Regions from separate parts of the Homo sapiens genome. Here region 1 is linked to region 2. Evidence: chromatin loops called from intact Hi-C (ENCODE). Cell type or tissue: mammary epithelial cell. All regions are shown on one strand. Links, peaks and the distances in the headings refer to the core of each region. The heading gives the core; the rest is flanking DNA.

The links. Hi-C counts contacts between places; a loop is a spot of excess contacts. Peaks named below come from ENCODE experiments on the same cell type or tissue, not always from the same donor. Only the 100,000 strongest peaks of a DNase experiment are listed, where the experiment ranks them.
Region 1: it touches region 2 in a loop (3-fold over the local background); 2 of 110 quality-filtered maps call a loop at or near these places.

What each region holds. Positions count from the first base shown.
Region 1 is chr12:94,738,081-94,747,006 of GRCh38, forward strand. No RefSeq gene overlaps it. Among named protein-coding and RNA genes, the nearest start is that of MIR492, 92 kb to the right of the region's middle. In mammary epithelial cell, for the core only: no CTCF peak of the experiment used is centred there; a DNase peak (open chromatin) is centred at 5,301.
Region 2 is chr12:94,656,607-94,665,532 of GRCh38, forward strand. No RefSeq gene overlaps it. Among named protein-coding and RNA genes, the nearest start is that of TMCC3, 11 kb to the left of the region's middle. In mammary epithelial cell, for the core only: no CTCF peak of the experiment used is centred there; a DNase peak (open chromatin) is centred at 4,025; H3K27ac peaks cover 518 bases.

The DNA.
Region 1 (8,926 bases), core at 485-8,484, 81 kb after region 2:
TCCACCCGCCTTGGCCTCCCAAAGTGGGATTACAGGCATGATCTACCACACCCAGCCTGTTTAAGTACTTTTGCTAACTGGATAATTTTTAAAAATCATTATTTAAGACTTTGGCAACCTCAAATTTTCATGCTGTGGTACAAAACTACACTTTTTGCTCACTTTCATCTTTGAATACCTTATGAAAGTTTGCTGCTAAACAGAGCAAAGCACTGGTGATTGGTCCATAGAAGAGTATCTCACCAGGCAGCCAGCATGGATGAAAAATTATGGTAACTTACACTGAAGTAATAATGATTACCTGCTGCATTAGGTACAAGGTTTACAGGACAAAGTAATATTTTAATTTAATAGCAGTGGTTACTTATATGATATCTTGAGTAAATTTAATAAATAGGAATCCATTATATCCAAATTACCATTTCAACATGTAAGTATTAGAAAAATTACTAATGAGATAGTTTCCATTTCTTTGAAGGCTTTCAAAGCCTTCAGAATTCAGTGTGTGTTTTATACTTATAAAACATCTTATTTCAAGAGCTAAATTTTTACTAGACATACTTGAGATACATTAGATTTCATAAAACTTATATTTATAAGAGTAGTTTCACATACCTAAATTGTTTGAAACATATTTAAAAGTTTCCGCAGCTCAACCATCAATAAATCATTTTTCTCTTACATTTGCATCTACTTTGACAATTCTTTATCTTAGCAAAAGCATATCAACTTGAAAACTATCTCTGTCCAAGTGTATTTAAATAGCATTTTAATTTAAAATTATTAACATCAAATTCAAATTTGAGTTGAAAAGCAACTCCCTAAATTTATCAATATAAAGAAGTGTTTCTTTTTTTTTTTTTTTGAGATGGAGTCTCACTCTGTCACCCAGGCTGGAGTGCAGTGGCGCTATCTCGGCTCACTGCAACCGCCACCTCCCGGGTTCACGCTATTCCCCCGCCTCAGCCTCCCGAATAGCTGGGATTTCAGGCGCCCACCAACGTGGCCCACTACTTTTTGTATTTTTAGTAGAGACGGGGTTTCACCGTGTTAGACAGGATGGTCTCAAACTCTTGACCTCGTGATCCACCCACCTCAGCCTCCCAAAGTGCTGGGATTATAGGCATGAGCCACCGCGCCCGGCCCTTTTTTTAACTTTTATTTTAGGTTCAGGGGTACATGTGCAGGTTTGTTATATAGGTATATAGTGTGTCACGGGGGTTTGGTGTATAGATTATTTCATCACCCAGGTAATAAGCATAGTACCTGACAGGTAGTTTTCCAACCCTCTCTCTCTTCCCACCCGCCACCCTCAAGTAGACCCGGCATCTTCTGTTCCCTTCTTTGTGTCCACATGTACTCAGTGTTTAGCTCCTACTTGTGAGTGAGAATATGCAGTGTTTGGTTTTCTGTTCCTGTGTTAGTTTGCTTAGAATAATGGCCTCCAGCCCCATCCATGTTGCTGCAAAGGACATGATCTCATTCTTTGTTACGGCCGTGTAGTATTCCATGGTGTATATGCACATTTTCTTTATCCAGTCTACCATTGCTTGGCATTTAGGCTGATTCCATGTCTTTGCTACAGCAGCTTTTTAAACAGATACCATAGTGATAAGTATATTGCCCCTGAATATAATGATCTCTTATTTTCCCTTTATAATTTGAGAAGTGGTCTATACATTTTTACTCTTATATTAAGGCTTCATTTGTAAGTAATAAAGCCTAATTTTTTAAAAAAGAAAAGAAAGCATGAAAAGGAATCTTAAGAGAGCAGAGCACATTCAGAAACTGCTAATGGGCCACAAAGGCTGTAGAGAAAGCAAGAGATGAAGACGGGCAGGTGGGCAATGGAGATTTTTGTATATCGCACATCAAAGTGTGACTTTCATCCCAGTAGCAATGAGGAGCCACTGAAGGATTTTAAACAAGGGACTGACATAACCAGATTCTTTATATAGGAAGATTAAATGGGCTGCACTATGGGAAAGCAAATTGCAAGGTGGCACAGGAGTCTAGTACAAGACAGTAAGGCCTGAATTAAGGCCACAGCAGTGGATGGATTTCAGAGGTGTTTAGGAGGTAATGGGGAAAGGGTCTGGTGACAGACTGGATTTCTCAGGTAAAGAATGAGAAGCAGTGAAAGTGACTCCCAGATGTGACAGGGGGTGGCTGGTGATGCTGTCCACAGAGGCAGGGAATGCAGGAGGCTCAGGTGAATGGGAGTGTCAGGAAGGGGTGAGAGACACAAGGCACATTCAGTTTTTGGCACTTGGGACATCTCATGGAGATGATCACCAGATAACAGAATCTATGGGTCAGGCACTCTGATCTAAGCAGTAACTATAATTTGAATGCAAATAGCAATTGAAGTCATGGGACTTCATGAGATCATCTAAAGAAAATGAAAAAACGGGTAGATGCATAAGTGAAACTATAGAAAATACTAATACCAGGGATGAATTAAGGCGCAGCATCCACAGAGAAAAAACTGGAGCCAGGCATGGTGACACATGCCCATGGTTCCCGCTACTTGGGAGGCTGAGGCAGGAGGATCTCTTCAGTCCAAGAGCTCAAGGCTACAGTGATCACACCTGTGAATAACCACTGCACTCCAGCCTGGGCAGCACAGCCAGACCCTGCTTCTAAAAAGAAAAGAAAAGAGGGGAGAGAGAAAAGAAAAGAAAAGGAAGGAAGGAAGGAAGGACAGAAGGAAGGAAGAAAAGAAAGAAAGAAAGAAAAAAAGAAAGAAAGAGAGAGAAAGAGAGAAAGAAAGGAGAGAGAGAAAGAGAGAAAAGAAAGGAGAGAGAGAGAGAAAGAAAGAAAAGAAAGAGAGAGAAAGAAAGAAAAAAAAGAAAAGAGAAAAACAGAGACAGAGAGAGAGAAAATGAAGAAATGGCCAGAGAGGCAGGAAGAAAACCACAGGGGAGGTGGAGTGGGGAGCAGGGTGGGAAGGCCAGGGAAGAGGGCTATAAGGGCTGAGTAGTCTGCAGTGCTCAATGCTACAGAACTCAGCTCACGCTGACTTAAGGGATTCTCTTCCCCAAGGCACATGGGCTTTGCCCCCCACCGTGTGTACATGTGATCCTGCTTCCCTAGCCACAGTTAATTGGTCAAGGGGTGATCAATGACCCAAGTAGCATCGAAACCTTCCCTGGGCTGAGCTCTTGAAAGGTAAAAGTGGGCCAGACCTGGAATTTGTGGAATGTCACCTGCTTCTGCCACGTGGATTGGAAGCAGACAGAGAAAGGGGAAAGATGAGCAGGGACAGCCAGGAACAATCTTGGTCCAGGGAAGACACCCTGTATTCTGATAAATGACTCTTTTATGCTGCAGCTGGTTCCTGTTGGTTTTTCTTACTTGGAACTATAAAAGTCCCAAAATTCATCCAACAAGAGAGACAGAAATATAAAGAGCTGGATTACCTGACAGAATGAAACATGTGCTGAATGGGGACCTAAGAGGGGGCTGTGGGAGCTCAGGAGCAGGGGAGAGTCATTCCAGCTGGGCGGAGGGAATGCCTCCAGAAGGGAGGCAGCACTTCAGCTGGCACTTTAAGGATGAGGGGGTTTTTAATGGGGAAAGAAAGGAAAGGGTGGATTCTAGCCAAAGGAAGAGCACCAGCAAAGGCAGAGATGAGAGTAAATGGAGCATTAGGGAAATGGAGGCAGCGGCTGTGCCTCTGACAGTTTCCTGGTCTGGTTAACTCCAATATGCCTTTCAGGACCCTAGGAAGCCTTCCTGCCCTCCCACAGAATCTGGCCACCCCATCACAGCCTCTCCCACACTGTATCAAAATGCCCCGTTGACTGGTCTGCATCCCACACCAGACCTGAGGCACTGCATCTATTGATCTTTGTATGTCCTGTGCCTGACCCAAGGCAGGGCTCAATACAGACTTGATCATCTCAAACATCTCCATTCAACCAGTGCATTCAGAGGAGGGAAAGCCATAGGAGACTGAGGGTTTGGCATCCTATTCTAAGGACCAGGAGTGGCAGGAAGGATGCTATTCGGGGTTAGCTTGTGAAGACTTGCAGGTATGGGAACATTAAGACGACTAACATTTTTTTTTTTTTTTTTTTTTGAGACGGAGTCCCGCTCTTCAGCCCAGGCCGGATTGCAGTGGCGCAATCTCGGCTCACTGCAAGCTCCGCCTCCCAGGTTCACGCCATTCTCCTGCCTCAGCCTCCCGAGTAGCTGGGACTACAGGTGCCCGCCACCGCGCCCGGCTAATTTTTTGTATTTTTAGTAGAGACGGGGTTTCACCGTGTTAGCCAAGATGGTCTCGATCTCCTGACCTTGTGATCCGCCCGCCTCGGCCTCCCAAAGTGCTGGGATTACAGGCGTGAGCCACCGCGCCCAGCCGACGACTAACATTTTTTAAAAATTATAGTAAAATATACACCACAATTTAAACCATTTTTTAAAAGGGATGGGTCTCCCTATGTTGCCTTGAACTCCCAGGCATAAGCGATTCTCTTGCCCTAGCCTCCAGAGTAGCTGGGACTATAGGTGCACGCCACCACATCCAGCTTATGTGAACCTTTTTCTTTTTCTTTTTCTTTTTTTTTTTTTTTGAGACGGAGTCTCACTCTATTGCCCAGGCTGGCGTGCAACAGTGCGATTTCGGCTCACTCAACCTCTGCTGCCCGGGTTCAAGCGATTCTCCTGCCCCGAGTAGCTAGGATTACAGGCGCCTGCCACCGCGCCCAGCTCATTTTTGTATTTTTAGTAGAGATGGGGTTTCACCATCTTAGCCAGGCTGGTCTTGAACTCGTGACCTCGTGATCCACCCACCTCGGCCTCTCAAAGTGTTGGGATTACAGGCGTGAGCCTCCGCGCCCAGCCCATGTGCACCATTTTTAAGTGTACAGTTCAGTGGTATTACACTGATACACAGCCATCATCCCAAACTGAAATTCTGTACCCATTAAACAACAACTTGAAACAACAACTCTCTAGCCCATCTCCTCAGGCCCTGCAATCACCAGTCTACTTTTTGTCTCTGTGAATTTTATTCCTCTCAGGTACCTTATATAAGTGATATCACACAGTATCTGCCCTTTCAAAAACAATTTACATTTAAATGTGTTTTCAACTGTAAACATTTACCAAGTATTGTCACTTCCTCCCCTGTGAGGCAGGCAGGGCAGAAACTATTGGTCTGGGTTTGGAGGCCCAGGGAGCTGAGGTTCAGGAAGGTTCAGAGATCTGTCCAAGCCTGTGGCACATAAGATACCCGGCCTATCTGACACCCACACACTCCTCAGAGGCTGGTACAGAATCTGAATGAATCTGGATAGGCGGAGGGCCATGACCACAACTCTCAGCCCACACCAGGTAACCTTCCTGTACCCACAGGCATGGTTTGAACACGTCACTGCAGATTGGCAATCAGAACAGGAAATAATCAATGCAGTAGGGTGAAGCTAAAGGAAAAGGATTCAACCTAAGGACATTCAGCCAGAGGCCAGGATGTATCTATCTACAGTTGGGTGCAGAGATGGCTAGAAAGAAGACCTTAGTTTTTAATTACTCTTTATCTATGGCCATGACTAAATGTTTGGCTAATCAGGGAGACGACTCAGGGAGGTCAAAGTCATTGCCAGCATGAATTATTAATCTGCACACTTGTTTGGAGTCCACTGGAATAGGCAGCATAGTCAAGTCACAGTGGAAGGTGCTACATGATTAATCTTCTTCCTGCCTGAGGCCCCCAGCTCTTGAGTGGGCATTCTTCATACTGAACATCAGGGGAAAGATCTTGTTTTCCACACTCAGGTCAAAAGGTTTGCTCACTTTTTTTTTCCTGCATAATAATGGTTGATACTAATGACCTATTTGCAAACTGCCAAGAGACAGTAGGGTTTCTTCACGTTTGTTTGTTTTCTGGAATCAGAAATGGTTCAAACTGTGCATTACCTTCTAAATCAATGTACTGCAGAAAGCTCTTAGTGAACCTGAAGAAAACGAGTGATATGCATTTTGTTCTCATCAATACTTACTAAAATAATTTATTAGGTGTTTAAATTGTTAGATGAGACAGAGTTATCAGACTGGAATAAAACTTAGTTTTCCTCTGCTATCCTGCTTAGGAGAAAAGAGGGGCTCAAATGAGGATTGGGCTAGCTATAGAAATAAAGCTATCCTTTCTTTGCACTAAGTGTAACGTGAATACATTTTCTGCCCTGTTACAGGATTAATAATTACTGAGTGCCTACTACATACTGGGTCCTTTCATACATATCCTCATTTCATCATCAAAATAACCCCATGTAGGAAACACTATTATTTTCCCATTTTTAGATTAGGAAACTTAGGCATAGACAGGTTAAGGTTGAGCAGCATTCCCAAGGTTCCACAGGTAGCAAGTGTCTGAATCCTTACAGGAACTTACAGACTAAAAGAGCACAGAACCCATAAAAAGGAGACACTTACAATGCAGTGTACTAAATGCAAGGACAGAAATGAGTGCACGGAGTTGGGGACATAAAGAGAGGCTAAATTTCACCTGGGAAAGCTTTCTGGAGAAGATTATGTACATGACTTATTTTTTGAAAGGTATTATTAATATACAACAAAATGCACAGATGTTAAGTATTCAGTTTCATAAGTTTCAACAACTGCATATGTTTGTGTAGCCACCATCAAAAACAAGGTTTAAAACACTTCCATCACCCCCAGAAAGTTCCAGCATATCCCTTTCCTATCAATCCCTCCCCCTTCTCCGATTTCTGAATTCTTTCATTACAGATTAGTTTTGTGTGTTCTTGGACTTCATAAAAACAGAATCTTCTGATGTACACTTTTGTCCCGGCTTCTTTTGCTCAGTTGAGTCTTAAACAACGAACAACCCTTTAGCTGAGCAAAGGGCCGGTGTAAAGCAGATGCAGGGAGGTGAGAGGTGGCCTGGAGCCGGGGTATTGGGCGGGAGGTAATGGGGGTGGGAAGGAAGACAAGGGGAGGGACTGAGGACCCCGAGTTTTAATCTAAGAGGGCTTGGATTTTATTCCATGGGCAAAGGGGAGCTAATGAAGGCTTAAAGCAGCTACAGATGCACCATTTTGCACTTATAATATCTCAAACTCAGTAGTCTTAGGACAAGGTTATTAGTGATCCCCATTTTTTTGGAGTCATTTTATTTTTATTATTATTAAACAACAACATTGTCATGTTTTCTTGAATATTGACAATTTGAAATTTAACTTGTTCATGAAAATAAATCTGGAAAAACCTCAAAGAGGCTAATTTCCGGCCACAATTTAAAAAAACAAACAGAGCCCCAATTGAACTTTAGCTTTAAATTCATTTTAACTTTATCCCCAAGACTCCCAGTTTTGTCCTCCTAGATGCACCGAGACTACACAACATCCTTCGTTAATGGTGGAAAATAAACAGCTTCACAGGAAACAAGACTTCATCACACAAAAATTTATAGACTTGTTCATGATCCCCACTTTTAAGTAAAATTTCCTAGCTGGTAAGTCAGGATTCAAACCCAGACTGACTCCAAATATCCTGCTTTTTCCACCCAGAGAAAGCTTTGAAAATAAGGAGAGAAAAGCCAACATAAGCTATGAATTGCTGCCTGAGAAAGGCAATGAGGAGACTGCAGAGGATGAAAAGTTACTCAGTGCATATGGCAATGGAGCTGAACGGGGCTGACCCGCAGGGAGGGCAGAAGGCAGGAATCCTGGCAAATCCAGGGTGAGCAGGAGCCAGGCAGTTCCTGGCACTCCTGCTTCTCTTCTTTAAGGCGCTGCTAATGACTCCACTGGACATGAGCATGATGGCGTTGGCTCACTCAGGTGGAACAAACTTAAAGAGATAACTTATTTTCCTGGATTCTCTTAGCAAGCAACTTCAAACCTGTTTGTATGCCGCCCTTATACTGCATTAAGCCAACTCTCCACTGACCAAGTATACTCTACGACCTTGCAGATGTGTTAAAAAGAACCTCCAGGATTACTAAAAACTATATCAAATTCATATTTACTAAAGATTTTTAAACCGATTTACCTTTTTATCCTTCCCACTGCATTTCTTCACAGCATTCCTTCTACAATGAACCAAACGAAGGTAACAGAGTCAGTTTCTAGAAAACATCCTCAGAATTACGCCTTCTCTTACTCCATACTCAAAATCTGCTCCAAAATGTGATAAAAAGTAATAGTGAGGAAAAGGAGGGCTAATAATATGTTTCAATTAAAAACTTAAACAATTGGATTTGTCTGTGTCACAGGATTTAATGACATTCTGGAGATGAATTGAACATCATGAGGCCCAAGAGCTCAAGAGAAAGGCAGTCTGGTAATATAATATGCAGAAAAAAGAGCTGAAGAAAGTCTGGGACATGCAAAAACCTGTTACGCTTTCCTAACCTCATTTAACCATAATACCTATTTTCCAGGAAAAAATATTAGCACCCTACACCTTCAGATATGCTTTAGGAAAGGTTGCAATTGTTTTCTTGTGCCTGGAAAGCTTCCCTGCCTTGTCTTTCTGCACTCCTCTTCTGAGTTACCACCTTTTTCTTTTTCCTATCTTTGCTTGGAATGACTTCTTTATGGAGACCTTCCTAGAAACATATCCCTCCCAAGACCCCACCCCAAAGGCCAGATTCATACCCCTTCTATGTACCCAAGCCTGCTGATCACAGCAGGAACCCCTCTGTGTTATAACTGCTTGTTTACTCCTCAGCCTTCTGAGCCTATGTGAACTTTTTCAAGTCAAGGACAATGTCTTGTCCACCATTATATTCCTAGTAACTAAAACAGTGTCTGACAATAAATGTTCAATAACCAATTGACAAGTGACTGACTGATTGAGCAGCCAATGAACTGTCAACCTAAATAACAGACAAAGAGGGAGACTCTTTCAAAGAAAATAATACTTATTTGGGAGTTGCACTGCAATGGGAATGTGC
Region 2 (8,926 bases), core at 680-8,679:
CCTCAGAAGCCTTATCCTACCCTTGTTCCAGCTGCTCTTTTCTCTCCTGAAGGAAGGAATCTTCCCCCGCCTTTCTGTCATGCAGCTGGCCATGAAGAAATTCTCTGACCTACCTTGTCTGACTGTAGGACATAAGGTTCATTTTAGAAGGGGTCCTGCTCCATACCCTGGAGGAAAGAATGCTGCACAGAGAAGCCAAGAAGAATCTGAACAGACAGGCCTTGCTGGGTCTCGCCACTCAGTCTCTTAGTACTAGATCATATACCCTTTTGTCCAGTCACATTTCTACATGGTTGTCAATCATGCCCACCCAGTGACGTCTCCATAAAAGGCCGAAGAGTACAGGGTTCAGGGGGCTTCTGGATAGCTGGACATCTATGGAGGGTGGTGTACTCAGGGAAGACACAGAAGCCCTGCGCTCCTTCCCCTACCTCGTCCCATGCATCTCTTCATCTGTATCCTTTCTGATATCCTTTATACTAAACCGGTAAATGTAAAATATAAGGTTCCCTGAGTTCTGTGTGCTGCTCTAGCAAATTAATCAAACCCAAAGAGGGGGTCATGGGAACCCCAACATGAAGCCGGTTGGCCCGAAGTTCTGAAGGCCTGGGCTTGTGACTGGCATTTGAAGGGCAGTCTTGGGGACTCTGCCTTCAAACTGTGGGGTCTGACGCTATCTCCAGGTAGAGGTGGAGGACACCCAGCTGGTGTCCAGAACTGATTGCTTGCTTGGTGTGTGGGGAAACCCCTCTCCCATATTTGGTCACAGAAGTCTTCTGTGTTTATTGTTTTTGTAGTGTGAGAACAGAGGAAAAACATAGTTTGAGTTGATTTTTCTACAAACAACGTGTCAGCACCTATAAGACTTAGGGTGGCTGGAATGGTGGGGGCTGGCCGGGCCTCTGTCTTTATTTTTATATGTTTATAGTTTTTTAAAAAACTTTTTATCTTACTCTGTCACCTGGGCTGGAGTGTGATGGCATGACCATAGCTCACGGCAGCCTCAAACACCCAGATTCAAGCTATCCTGCCACCTCATTCTCCTGAGTAGCTGGGACTACAGGTGCATCAGCACGCCTGTCTATTTTTTGTAGCGACAGGGTCTTGCTGTGTGCCTAGGCTGATCTTAACTCCTGGCCTCTCCCACCTCAGCCTCCCAAAGCTGGGATTATAGGCATGAGCCACTGTAGCCGGCCTGTTTATACTTTTTTAAATACTTTTTTTTATAGTCTCTCATCTCTCCATCAGGGTAGTTGGATTTTTTTACATGGTGGCTGCCTTCTAACACAGCAAAAACAAAAGCTGCCAAATCTCCTAAGGCCTAGCCTAGAACTGGCAGATTATCACTTCCATCACATTCTACTGGTCAAGGCAAGTCAAAAGTCCAGCTCAGACTCCAGGGGAGGAGAAACGGGGTCTACCTGTTGAGGGAAGGAGTGATGTGCACATAGATGGGAGAAATTGCTGACTGCCATTTTGGCAGCCAATCCACCACACCAGCCTTGCCTAGACCACCTTTTCAGTGATATGAAGCAATGGATTCCTCTTTTTGCTCAAGCCCGTTAGAGATGGGGTTTCTGACTCCTGCAACCCAAAGAATCCTGTCTGATGCAACATTCAATGCAGGGTATGGGCAGAAAGAAGACAAGGAAAAGGGCAGCATTTCAAGAGAAGGCAAGAACTTTGAACAGCACAAATAAAGGGAGAATCAACAGAGGATTCTAGTGGGGGCACCAAGGACTCTAGAGTTTTCTCAGGCCACTAGCTTGAGTCTTCTGTGGTCAGTCCACACCAGATTACCTGTGAACTGCTCAACTATTTACAGTCTGGACTAATTATTTCAATACAAAGGTTATAATACATTATATTCTTTAAATATTTCATGTGATAATTTCTATGCTTCCCCCCTACACACACTAGAGTATAGGTTACCTGAAGGAAAGGACTGTACTTTCCAGGTACATGTAGGTATTCTGGACAGTTCTTAACATAGTATTCAATAAATGTTTGCTGAGTGAATGAGATCAACATTATTAAATGTCTACTTATTTCCTAGGCATTGGGGTTTTAAAAAATGACTCCGACATAAGCAAAAACTAGTGTCTGTTCCTAAGGGGTTGGAATGGGTAATAGGAAAGGATGAAAATTCACTGAATGATGGATGTTACCAATTTTCAGCTACTAAGTAGTTAATGACATTTGTGAATTCTCCCGTCATTTATTGAGCACCTTTGGTGTGACAGCCTCTGCTCTTGGTGCTGAGAATATAGAAATGAGTAAGACATCCAGAAGGGACAGCCCATCTAGACAGTGAGGCAGACACCTCCAAAAACGTTGCTGTAGATGCCAGGATAGTTATGTGCTTGGCATGGTAGTAGGACAAAGGAAGGAGGTGGTCTCCTCATGCAGCTCACTTCCTTAGATGTTTCAGTCCTATGGTCATCACAGCAGGGAGAAGGAGAGACAAGGAAAGCCAGATGTTGAAAACAAAAGTACAAGCCTCTTGTAAAGGAAAGGAAAATGTATTTCTTTTCATATTCCAGTTTGATTTAATAGTGCAGGGAAGTGTTCCCTTTGGGGGAAAGAGTCATAAGACAAAAAGTACAACAAGCTTCCCTCTGCAAGGATATAAGAACAGAGCAAAAGGAAGAATAAATCAGGTTTTTAAAATGTATTCTTCTAGCTTGAGGTGAACACATGCTGATCAGCTCTACATATCTATATTACAGATAGATAGATAGAAATGCTTATGTTGCGGATCAGCAGCTTTCTGGCCTGATGCAAACATGGATCTCTAATTCTAACTACCTGGTTTATAGCCAACTAAAAATGACCACACTCTTAACATCTACATTTAATTTCTAACATACCATGTTCTATGTGACTGCAAATAAACAATCACTGCTACTTATTTAGTATTAGCAATTATCTGGCACAGAAGCCCGAAACTTCCACTTGGCAAGATTTTGATTAAAAACAGGAAAGTAGACAGACTCAATTGAAACTCTGCAGGCTAGGGAACTTGCCTTTGAATATTCCTTTTTTTAGCAAATGCAACAATTCCATGCTATTGATTTCTCAAGAGCAATGAGAAAATTCTCCAGGCTGCCTTCAAGTGTCCTGGGAGATGGTCTTCAACATGTGCCTTGCCTGCAGACTTGAGGCTACATAAAGAAGTACAAAAATGTATTTTACTTCATCAAAAGTAAACGCTTTTGCTTCTCAAAAAACTCTGATAAGAGGATAAAAAGACAAGATACAGATGGGAAGAAAATATTTACAAAACCAAACATATAACAAGTGATGAGTACCTAGAATGTATAAAGAATTCTCAAAACTCTATAGTAAAAAATAAACAATCCTTGGCCCGGCGCAGTGGCTCATATGTGCAATCCTAGCACTTTGGGAGGCCAAGGTGGCAGATCACTTGAGATCAGGAGTTCAAAATCAGCCTGGCCCATATGGTGAAGCCCCGTCTCTACTAAAAATACAAAAAAAATTAGTGGGGCGTGGTGGCGGGTGCCTGTAATCTCAGCTGCTTGCGAGGCCTAGGCAGGAGAATCACTTGAACCCGGGAGGCGGAGATTGCAGTGAGCCGAGATGGCGGCACTGTACTCCAGCCTGGGAGACAGAGCAAGACTCCATCTCAAATAACAATAAAAATAAAAATAAATCCAATTTAAAAATGAGCAAAACATAGGAACAGACATTTCACTGAAGAGAATATACTAATGGCAAATAAACACATGAAAAGATGTTAAATGTCATTAGCTATTAGGGAAATGCAAATTAAAACCACAATGAGATGTTACTGCTCACTTATCAGAATGGCTACAATAAAAACGAGTTATAACACATATTGCTGGCAAGGATGTGGAGAAACTACATAAATCATACATTGCTGGTAGGAATGTAAAATGGTTCAGCCTCTCTGGAAAGCAGTTTGACAGTTTTTTATAAAACTAAAACATGCAAATCTCCCATCTGACCCAGCAACTGCACTCTCAGGCATTTATCCCAGAAAGAAAACATGTTCAAACAGAAACCTATACACAAATATTCATAGCAGCTTTATTCGTAATTGCCAAAACCTGGTAGCAGCACCATGTCCTTCAACATGTGAATGGTTAAACAACTGTGGTACATCCATACCATGGAATATGACTCAACAATAAAAAGGAACAAACTATTTGATATGCATCCTTTTTTTTTTTGAGATGAAGTCTCGCTCTTTCTCCCAGGCTGGGGTGCAGTGGCACAATCTCAGCTCACTGCAACCTCCGCCTCCCAATTCTCCTGCCTCAGCTTCCCAAATAGCTGGGATTGCAGGTGCCTGCCATCACACCCAGCTAATTGTTGTATTTTTAGTAGAGACAGGGTTTCACCATGTTGGCCAGGCTAGTCTCAAACTCCTGACCTCAAGTGATCTGCCCACCTCGGCCTCCCAAAGTGCTGGGATTACAGGCATGAGCCACCGCACCCGGCCCCACTTACATAGCATTCTTGAAATGATAAAACTATAGAAAAGGAGAAGAGATGAGTGGGTACCAGGCTCTAGGAACGGGAGGGGGTAGTTGCAGGAGGGAGGTGGGTGTGTTTATAAAAAGGCAGCACCAAGGATCCTGTGGGGATGGAACTGTTCTGTATCTTGAGAGTGGTGGTGGATAGAATTGCACAGGACTAAATACACACATGCACACACGCAAACAAGTACTGGGGAAATCTGAATGAGATTGATGGATTGCACCAATGTTAATGTGATATTTGTACTGAAGTTTGACAAGATACTACCATGGGAGACACAGATACTACCACTGGGGGACAGGTAAAGTGTACAGAGTTCCTCAGAAGTATTCCTTACAAGTGCATGTGAATCTACAACAATCTCAAAATTAAAAGTTTACTTAAAAATGTGTTTTAAGGCCAGGCATGGTGGCGCACGCCTGTAATCCCACCACTTTGGGAAGCCAAGATGGGCAGATCAGTTGAGGCCAGGAGTTCGAGAACAGCCTGGCCAACATGGCAAAACTTTGTCTCTACTAAAAAGACAAAAACTAGCCAGGCGTGGTGGTGGGTGCCTGTAATCCCAGCTACTCAGGAGTCTGAGGAAGGAGACCTGCTTGAACCCACGAGGTGGAGGTAGCAGTGAGCTGAGATCGTGCCACTGCACACCAGTCTAGGTGACAGAGACTCTGCATCAAAAAAAAAAATTAAATTAAATTTAGATGCAACTGTAGTCATTTTCACAGAAAAAACTGGGTTTTGGGAGGAGGGGAACAACACAAGCAGGAGTGAACTTTTTCTCTGAAGAAGTTGTTCACAGAATATTCTACCAGGTTATGGCCCTTTGCTGCACCAGAGGAGTTGACCAGCTGTGGAAACTGAGGGCAAACAAAGACTGTAGGTGGTGCTCATTAATATGACCACACATGTCAGTACCTGGCCACAGTGCATGCTGTGTCTCAACCACACAAGTTCAGGGCCAACGGCAATGTCCATTATCCTTGGCCCATCAGTGTGGAGCAAAGCACCTGGCACAAAGCAGTGATTCTACAAGGTTTTTATGGAATAAATAATGGATAATTAAGTCCTGATTTGGTTGGAAGAACATATTAACGTTCATAGATTTGGTTCAGGTTCAAAACAATTCATTATATGAGTTGTTTAGTAAAAGGTTACATAGCAAGTTTGAGTAGAGAATTTTGCAAATTCCTTTGAGAGGTGGAGGCGGGCGGATCACTTGAGGTCAGGAGTTTGAGATCAGCCCAGCCAACATGGTGAAACCCTGTCTCTACAAAAACACAAAAATTAGCCAGGCATGGTGGCACACACCTGTAGTCCCAGCACTTTGGAGGGCTGTGGCATGTGGATTACATGGGGCCAGGAGTTTGAGACCAGCCTGGCCAACATGGCAAAACCCTGTATCTACAAAAAATATAAAAATTAGCTGAGTGTAGTGATGCACACCTGTAATCCCAGCTATTTGGGTAGCTCAGGCATGAGAATTGCTTGAACCCTGGAGGCAGAGGTTGCAGTGGGCCGAGATCATGCCACTGCACTCCAGCCTGGGCGACAGAGCGAGACTCTATCTCAAAAAAAAAAAAAAGAAAAGGAAATTTTGCAAATTCATGTGCTTTGCTTTGCTCCATGTTTTATGATTCCTATATTGGTTTGAGTCTTTACTTTATATCATGCACACACAGATTATAATATAAGTGGTTTGCTATTTCTAACCTCTTGACTCTACCACTTGGAAAGAGTTTCACTCTCTGATTATCGTGTATGACTACTGGCTATTTGCTACTGCAGTTTTCCAGAAGTCTACAACAGGGTTAGAAAACAAACATAGATAAAAATGCCTTACTTTTTACTAGGCACGAAATGTTCCATTCAGTTAAACCTGTAACTGGACTTGTGATGCTTGGGTTCCTACTTCACACAACCACAGAGAAAGCAGTTCTCTGGGGATCTCTAGCTGACTCCATTCTATGCACGGCTAGCCCAGGAGAATTGTCTTTCATTAAGCACATACTGAATCTGAAGGATGAGCTAGCTACACTCCAGGAACATATCGTCCGTGAATTCACTTTGCATTTTATCAACTCACTTTGCAGGATAAGGAAAGTGGGAAATGAAACTGCCAGAAAAATCTGATGTGATGTTGTTTTTAAACAGTCCAAGTCACAGTCCTTTCAAAAGAGGATGCTGCTTGCTGAAGCCTTCCTTGTCCACTCCAGTCCACACTGTTATCTCTCTCCCTTCTCTGAATTCTGACAGTATCTGTTGCTTAAATCACTCACATAAACATTCAATTGTAAATGATCTTGTGCTGTTACAGGGAGGCGGTATGGTGTACTGGAGGCAGACTGCTTGGATTCACATCTTGGCGCTGCTCCTTACGAGCTCTAAAGCCTTGGTTCTCACATTCATAAGCTAAGGATAACAATAGTACCCACCTCATACTGTTGTTGAGGATTAAATGATGTAATATATGTAAAGCACTTATAAATAAGAGCTCGATAAATGTCTGCACAAACAAAACAAAACCTAAAGTCTGTCTTCACGTGGTATCTCTTTCTCCTTACCAGTAAGACTTCAGTAAGGATGTATGCTGTTATCCTGGAAAGTGTCCTAGTAAGGTGGAGGATGCATTTTGATGCCGTATGTCATCATCACAAATTTTGTGAATAGGATTAGGATGAAAGTAGGAGCCTGTGGACAAGCTCTGGACCCCGGCCATCCCTCCCTCTCTGCCTCTGCTTGTGCTGTTCCTACCACTGCAGAGTCTGCAAACTTGCACAAGTGACAAGGGCACACTTCCTCCTTTTACACTAACCTCCAGCTCCTTTCATTCCCAAGGCCGTAGCTCCCATGTAGAATACACAGAGTCTTTTTGCTGGTACACTTTGACCAAAATATTCTACTTCTAGGAAGCTATGCTAAAGAAATAATAGGCTGGGTGTGGTGGCTCACGCCTGTAATCCCAGCACTTTGGGAGGCCGAGGCAGGTGGATCACGAGGTCAGGAGTTCAAGACCAGCCTGGCCAAGATGGTATAACCCCGTCTCTACTAAAAATACAGAAAATTAGCCAGGCCTGGTGGCACGCACCTATAACCCAGCTACTCTGGAGGCTGAGGCAGAGAATTGCTTAATACCTGGAGGGGCGGAGGTTGCAGTGAGCCGAGATTGTGCCACTGCTGTCCAGCCTGGCAAACAGGGCAAGACTCTGTCTCAAAAAAAAGAAAAGAAATAATACAGGAAAATACAGAAAAACTTTTACACACAAACATCACACATTTTGTCATTCTGAAAAAATTAAAACAATTCAAAGGATTATTTATTATGAAAAATCATGGACTGATTATATAAATTATGATATATTCATAAAAAATGCAGTGCAGCTATTGACAATTATACTTAGGAAGAATATGTAATCATATGAAGAAATGTTTCTGTAATGATATTATAAAAATTATAACAGGCCGGGCATGGTGGCTCACGCCTGTAATCCCAGCACTTTGGGAGACTGCGGTGGGCGGATCACAAGCTCAGGAGATCGAGACCATCCCAGCTAACATGGTGAAACCCCATCTCTACTAAAAATACAAAAAAATTAGTCGGGCATGGTGGCAGGCACCTGTAGTCCCAGCTACTTGGGAGGCTGAGGCAGGAGAATGGCGTGAACCTGGGAGGCGGAGCTTGCAGTGAGAGGAGATTGCACCACTGCACTCTAGCCTGGGTGACAGAGCGAGACTCTGTCTCAAAAAAAAAAAAAAAAATTATAATAAAAAATCAGTATAACTCTACAAGACTGACAAAAATAGAAAAGTATTATGATACTTAGTGCTGGTAATGATCTGGAGTAGCAGGAACCCTCATGCCCAGCCACTCCATTCCTCAGTATATATCTATCCCGGAGGCCACACATCAACCAGGACACACGTACAAGAACATTCACAGTGGTAACAGTCCCTATCTAGAAACAACCCAATTGTCATTCCACAACAGAATGGATAAAGAAATTGTTGTACAGTTATTTCACAATTAAGGTCAGTCATTTGTTGCCAAAAATCAAATGTTCCATGTGAAAATGCTAACAGGGAGCCTGTTATCTTAACTCATTTTGCAAAGTAGGGTTTTTCTGTTATGTGTATCAAACCTAATACTGACTGCTACAGAGCCTAACAAAATGCCCCATGCAAAGTATCACAAATGTCGATATCTTCTGTCCCACCCCACCCCCGGAAAATATTCAGGGCAAAATGGTCAACAGAAGTCCAAAATATTTTGCTACTGAAGAGTAAGAGAAACATCTTTCTCCATTTCTTCTGTGTCTTCCTATAGCATCTCTATAGGACTTTGCACAGAGCCAGTAAATTGCAATAGTTATTTATTTTGCCTACGTCTTCTGCACCAGACACTGTC